Regions from separate parts of the Homo sapiens genome. Here region 2 is linked to region 1. The links are chromatin contacts, found by Hi-C or POLR2A ChIA-PET in ENCODE. All regions are on one chromosome and are shown on one strand. The core of a region is the stretch at or near the end of the contact, and the rest is flanking DNA. Distances in the headings are between cores, read along the strand shown.

Evidence for each region. A loop is a pair of places that touch in the nucleus more often than their neighbours do. ChIA-PET counts read pairs that join two places held with the same protein, here RNA polymerase II (POLR2A). Pooled maps may share reads with other maps.
Region 2: a pooled map shows a loop between it and region 1 (3-fold over the local background). The contact joins two enhancer-like sites. A Hi-C loop is called at or near these places in 6 of 168 maps with a recorded cell type or tissue (B cell, CD4-positive, alpha-beta memory T cell, CD8-positive, alpha-beta T cell and 3 more), 3 of 37 single-sample maps with no recorded cell type and 7 of 50 pooled maps. POLR2A ChIA-PET finds 5 or more read pairs at or near these places in 9 of 52 experiments (BJ, CD8-positive, alpha-beta memory T cell, GM12878 and 5 more).

The regions. Positions count from the first base shown.
Region 1 is chr1:221,665,885-221,669,417 of GRCh38, forward strand. No RefSeq gene overlaps it. Among named protein-coding and RNA genes, the nearest start is that of DUSP10, 74 kb to the right of the region's middle. Within about 2 kb of position 1,792, at least 4 of the 41 ENCODE cell types and tissues checked have a DNase peak (open chromatin) inside an H3K27ac peak, as active enhancers do.
Region 2 is chr1:221,706,831-221,710,419 of GRCh38, forward strand. All of the region lies in intron 2 of DUSP10 (dual specificity phosphatase 10), which reads right to left. Among named protein-coding and RNA genes, the nearest start is that of DUSP10, 33 kb to the right of the region's middle. RefSeq lists an enhancer at 1,179-1,288. Within about 2 kb of position 2,286, at least 16 of the 41 ENCODE cell types and tissues checked have a DNase peak (open chromatin) inside an H3K27ac peak, as active enhancers do.

The DNA.
Region 1 (3,533 bases), core at 542-3,041:
TAATTTAATAAGTACTTTATTTTTTAGCAGTTTGGGGCTGTTGTGAATGAATCTGCTATGAATGCTCATATACGAGTCTTCATGCGGACATTTATTTTCATTTGTCTTATATAAATGCTGAGGAATATAATTACTAGGTCAAAAGGTAACTATATATTTAACCATATAAGAAAATGCCAAACTTTTTCCAGAGTATTTACACTATTTTACACTCTCACCAGCAATATACGAGACATCTAAATAGTTCCAAATCCATGTCAACACTTGAGAGTGTAAGTCTTTTTAATTTTAGTCATTTTAATGAATTTATAGAGGTATTTCAATGTGATTTGAATTTGCCTTTTCTGAGTAACAAATAATGTAAAACATCTCTTTAGGTAAAGATTGATTGCCCATTTGTATTGTTTGTTTGTTTGTTTGTTTTGAGACCAAGGTCTCACTCTGTCCCCCAGGATGGAGTACAGTGGCGCAACCATGGCTCACTGCTGCCTCGACCTCCCTGGACGCATGTGATTCTTCCAGCTCAGCCTCACAAGTAGCTGAGACTACAGGTGCATGCCTGTACACCTGGCTACTTTTTGTGTTTTTTGTAGAGATGGGGTCTCCCTATGTTGCCCATGCTGGTCTCAAACTCCTGGGATCAAGTGATCCTCCTGCCTCGGTCTCCCAAAGTGCTGGGATTCCAGGTGTAAGCCACTGCACCCAGCCAATGTTGTCCATTTGGATGATATCTTTTTTGAAATATGCACTCACATCTTTTACTGGGTAAATATTGAGTTATCTTGTTGATGCATTGAAAGAGTTATTTATATATTTTGGATATGAGATATTCATTTTTTCACTATGAGATATTCTCATGAGATATTATTCATTATGAGATATTTCACTATATTCATTATAGAATGATGAATATTCACAAGTTGACTTTTGCCTCCCAGTTTGACATTTGCCTTTTTATTTTCCTGTTTTCCAAAGAACAAGTTTTTAATTTTTACGAAGTTCAGTTTTTCAATTTTGTCCTGTTTTCTTCTAGAAATGTTATAATTTTAGTTCTGATGTTTAAGTCTATAATCTGTTTTGACTTAAATTTTGTATGTATTTACAATAAGTGTTAAAGTTCCTTCCCACACTCACTCCCAATATGAGTATCCAGCTGTTCCCACACAATTTATTGAAAAGACTATCTTTCCCCCATCGAATTACTTTGGTACCTCTGTCAAAAACCGCTTGTCTATATTTACTTTTATTTAAAGAGTCTGTAATTTTTATGTGGCAAGTACTTTGGTTTTTTTCAATATTGGTGTTTAAGATCTATCAGGACAGGACAGAGGAGGCTTTATTCTATGGCTAGCTTAAGCCCTGCTCTCAAGGCCAACCATTTTGGAGTTTCTAACAAATGTTCCAGGTATTCAATAATGTCTGTCTTCACTCTGGCTGTTTGGAAATGGAATATCCTCCTACTCTCTATGAACTCTGTGAATTATTTAACTTACAGCTCTTTAGTAGTTTTTCTTATCCTGGCCTCATAGAGTTTTATTGGATGCAAGCTCAGCTTATTCAGGCAAAGACTCAAGGGGATTCCTGGGCAAATGTTTGGAGTTATTTTTCTTAAAAATTCCCTCTTCTCTGCAACCCAGCCCTTCCAACTTGAGCTGCCTCGGTCTCCCTGAATTTGGTTTTACGTCTCCTCACTCAGTGAGAGTGTTATGCTCTGCTTGTTCCCCCACTGTGCATGCTAGTTCAGAAAAGGTTCCCATGCAGAAACCTCAGGTAATTATGGGACTTGCCTTGTTAGTTTCCCTTATCTTATGAGTCACAGTCCTGCAGTTCCTATTGCTCAAGATCTGAACATGATGTGTCATGTGCTTTGTCCCATATTCTAGTTGTTTACAGCAAAAGAGCAAATCTAATATCAGTTATTCCATAGTGGCTATAAGTGGAAGATTTTGGAAACAGTGCTTCTTGAATTGTTTCATGTCTCCGCACTGTCAGACATACAAATTACTGATAGCCTTGTTGGAAGGATTGAATGGTAAGCATGCTTTATAAATTAGAAATAGTAAATTGCTCTGGAGAGATCTGAAGTTCCATCTCCATCAGAACTATTTGCTTACACTCTAAGAGTGATAAAAACCTAGAGACACCTTCCTTTCCTCTCCCCAGAGAGGATCTGTTTACATTTCAGAGCAGCAAGATCTCTTTCATTCTCCCCTCCCTTCAGGGCAGGTAAGACACATGTGCCAGCCATCTTATAGAAGCTTCAAGCATCATAAATAATCAATCAAGTATCAATAATCAATATCAAATTTACCTACTTGTGCAGCGGTTGCTTCATAGGAGAGAAAACTAACATTAGTTTTCTCTCCTATGAAGCAACCGCTGCACAAGTAGGTAAATTTGGCTCCCACTATGTTACCCGCGAAACAAGAATTGGGACATGGGGAACTAGTGCTGCTAAGATTCTCTGAGTGAATGATCTGTTTCTGACCCAGAGACCTGTGTTGTCAGAAAAAAATAGATAAGTAAATATAGGGAGATTTTTTTAAAGACTCTTTTAAAGTCTCTCGTGATTGTAAACTTAATCCATGCTCATATTTAAAATCTTTAAAATAAAAATCAAAAATTATGAAAAGAAAACACTGTAAACATTTTGACATGTCTCTGAGGAGGAAAAACATAAAGAGAAGATGAGGAAAAAAAGGGGAAAATGTTTAAACTGTGTTAATAGTTTTTTTAAATTTAGCATTATGTTGTGAGCTATTTTCTCTGTTGCTGAATACTCTTTGAAGCCTGGCATTTAATAATTGAATAATCTTCTATTCACTAGATCTCCTTTGGTTTATTTAAATATTCACCTATCACTTGACATTTAAGTCATTTCAAGCCTCATTTATTATAAAGAATGTGACTTGCATGTAAGTTTTTAGCTACATCTGTGATTAAATCATATTCTTGAGATACAAACACACAGGTGAAAATTTTAGGTCAAATGGAATGAACTTCTTAAGGAGTTAGAAATGTCATTCATATGACCAAATTCTTTGGCAGGTTTTGAGATGGGCTTCTGTTTTATTTTGAGGAGAAGCTTCTGCCTGCTTTTTGATAGCCAACAGACAAAACTTGCATGTCAAGAACCTACAGAGAAGGATGAACCGACTTGTCCTGGCTATCAACAATCTGCAGGAACCTCTGAGCACCTACCTCCCTCCCCATTCAAATAGTTTGCACATTTTGCACTCTTGGAGAAAAAGAAATTTTCTTTGTTTTCTTGGTTTCCTTATTTTGTTGTTGTTATTTTGTTTTCAACTACAATATTTAATCAAAATTATACATTCAAGGTGAAGATCCATATGCCTTAATAACAGTGATACAGAATTAAAGTCTCACCAGAAATGCTGTTTGAAAACGAGTGGACTTTTCTTTAAGATTTATAATTTGGGGATGCTCTCTTGCATAAGATTACAAGTTCAGATTTTGTAGACAGATCCTTGGTCAATTGACTAGGCTGTCCCTGGTCTTTCTGCACACTGGAC
Region 2 (3,589 bases), core at 1,036-3,535, 41 kb after region 1:
CCTGTGCTTTGGGAGCCAAGAAAGGCACAGATGACCTCCTCGGGTGGAATCTCAGCACCACAGGAGCATGTCTTGCACCCTTCATAGCTCACCTCACCCAGAGGGACAAGTTTGCTCCCAATACAGCAGAGTGGTTACAAGCAGGAACATTGGAAGAGACAGGTTATCTTGATTATAATCTGGGTACCATCATTTCCTGACACTATTACTTAAGTTCATTTATCTCTGTGCTTCAGTTCCACCATCTGTAAACTGAGGGTGATGGTGTCTCCCTTTGAGTGCAATTGTGAGCCTGAGATAAATGAATACGTGTAAAATACTTAGCACATCTCCTGGCACACAGTAGAACTCAGCAGGCATTCACTATTTTAATTTATATTATTTATATGATTGCCCACAGGTGAAATCAGCAGAGAAGTACTTGGAAAAGACAAGCCAGGGTGGGGTGTGAAGGACTGCTCTTATAATCTTTTTTGATATTCTCCACGTAGGGCCCTGACATTTATCAACCCTGACTTTCAGTAGAACAGAATGTGAGAGCAGCGCGGTTGCTTACTCCTCGACTTTCCAAGGCTTGTGGGCACATAAACCCATCAAGAAACCTCTTTTGGATGTGTGAATGCATGCTTTTGAGCTTACGGCTCTGCTCTGCCTCCCACGAGTTATGGGTCTAGTATAAAAAGCTTATAAACTGTGCTTATTTCTCCATTTTTAAAATGCAAACCTTCCCCTGAACAAGTGCAATCTCACTTTTGGGAATGGATCTTAGGGAAATCATCTAACCAAAGATAGTTAGCTAGATATATGGAGATGTTCACTACAATGTTATCTGTTTTATATATATTTTAAAAAGGCCAAGTAAAACACAAAAATAAAAGAAAAAAAGTTATTACATTCATTCCACGGAGTATTATGTAGCCTTTAAAAGAGTAGTTGCAAAAAGGATGTGAAAATAAATAAAACATTTTGGTTTAATATTAAATTTTTTAAAAGCTAAGTAAAAAACATTGACCAAAAGCTGAAGAACTGTACAAAAAACGAACAATTGTTTAAATTAGGGAATTTACGGATCATAGTTTATTGTTTAAATTTTCTGCTAATATTTTTACACACAATGGCATGCACAGATAAACCCAAAGGATTATTACAAAGCTCAAATTATAATAATATACATGTAAGTGCTATAAAATCTGGATTGACATTATTAGTGCCAACTGAGCTCTAACCCTACTCAAACAGAACTAGATACACTCTGGCTTTCCCTTTGAAAAGAGGGGGAAGTGGAAAAGTCCTATTAGCTGAAAGCCACCAGAACACAACATCTACCCTCAAAGACAGATGGCTTGTGGCTGTCTTGATAGTTCCAGGAGATAAGGCAGAAAACCCAAAGCATGAACAAGAGACGGTTATGTTGCAATAAGGACAGGAAGTCTATCTGTCCACTAGCCTCTGAGCCTGGCATATGTTCTTCTCCATTTCAAGTCTCATCTTTGACAAACCACAGCGGGAAACTCCAGACCATAACCTAGACCGAGTCTCATGACTTTTCACAACCAATGGACCCGGAGCTGGCTGTGTAAAAGAGAGAAATCATATTTTCCTTAAGGTATGGTTATGATCCAAAGAAAACTCAAAGGGCAATATTATGTTCACTTTACTCATTGAAAGTAAGAAGTCAAAACCTACCCTAGCTTTTTGAAAAGAAAAACAAGAGCTATATACGAATTTCAGTTGATTTCTAGAATTAACCTCTGCCCTTACATATGATAGTTTATTCTGCTAGGCAATTATGACAATAAAGTTTGAACCTGAAGAGATAATTCTGAAGTAGAAGAAAGAAAATATGGAAAATAACTTCACCAGTGAAGACTTAAAAAATAAATAAGATAAAAACTACCCATTGTCATCATCACAGCCTCCACAAAAGGGATTCTGAAGAGTTAAAATCTGCTCAGCTTCGCCTCCACAAAAACCCAAATTCCACACAGATTCTGTGATGGGAACCTAATTCACTTTTTTCTTCAAAAAAGGCAGTTGTTACATTTTTCCATATAAGATGAGAGGGAAGAACAATAAAACAAATTCAAAAGAAGGCTCTAAAAGCAGGGGAAAAACCTCTCTGTTCTTATTTAGGGTACTCAAGCTGTAATTTGTCTTAAAAGCAGCTAGTTTAAAAAAAAAAAAAAAAACCAACACATGCTAGAAAACCCCACACACAGAAAAAAGCAGCGTCCAGCTTTTTAAAATTCTGCCTCTACACCTCCTTTCTCAATGACATCAGCTGGAGGCTCCCCACCTGCCCAGTTGCCATAGCAGTTACACAAAGACATACAATGACATCAGTTGGCATGATATCAGCTCTTTGAGTGCAAACAATACAAGAAGAACTACTTTGTTTAAGGCCTTTGGTGCAACTGTGTTCTGGGGAGCCAATGATGTAATGCTAACAGGTGGCATGGGCCTTCCATTTGCCTAATGGGGGGAAAAAAACCCGTGGCGGAGTGGGGGGAGGAGGGAATTTGAGACAGACACACAGAATGCTCCAAATCACAGAGCATGCTTATGTGCAAAAGTATGGGTGCATTGTATGTTTAAGCCATGTAGGAACTCTGTTCTTATAATATTTGGAGGTGGGAGGGGTGGGGGTGGAGAGAAAAGGAGATATTACAATTTAAACATATAAGGTAAACAAGGAAATTCTCCTTGAGGGGTCTGAAGAAATAGTCTCCTGTTCAACTGCCACTCTGCTAATCAACTTGGGCATCAGTTTTCCATAAGGCTTATGCACAGCTCTGTACTGCAGTTAAAAACTCTCTCTGTGGACGGTGCTTAAAGTAAAAAACAACGAGTGGAAGCTCACAGTGGTGGCTTTTTCCAGAGAAGTCTGCAGGAAGGATTGTTTTCTTCTCTTGGGGAAGGGTTGAAATTGAAATCTGGAGGGGAGGGGGAAGAGTAAAGCTAATCTGGTTTTTCTTTTCCAGTTACTTTCCTCCGACCCTACCCCATCAAGTATCACCAGAGGCCAAAGTGACTGATCACTTAATGAGGAACCCTGATGATGTTATGTTTATTACTATTTAAGAATATTAGAACATGATAATTAACAAACAAAGCAGGAGCAGTGTAGCATGGAGGTTAAGAGCAAAGGTCAGAGACAAACCACACCTAGCTGCAGTTATGATTCTGCCTCCTAGCAGCTGTGAGACCCTGTGCAAGTCAGGTTCCCTCATTAAGCCTCAGTTTACCAATCTATTAAGTGGATGTAATATCATCTACCCATCAGGGTCATAGTTCAGGAAGCCTATGTAAAGGTTTTGATACACGACCAGGTATTCGATAAATAATGTCTTATTACCCCCAATATCATCACCTTTGTTCTAAATTCCAACAGATCTATGCACACGCATAGTCCATGAGAGCCCTAAGTGCAGTGCAGTGATTCAGAGAAGGAGTATTGAGGCTGGACTTCTTGGGTTTGAATCCCCAGCACAGCCAAACACTAGCTATGAGACCCTGGGCAGGTTTCTCACCTGTCTGTTCCTCAGTTTCCCTGTATACAAAACAGGGATAACAATAGTACCTACCTCAC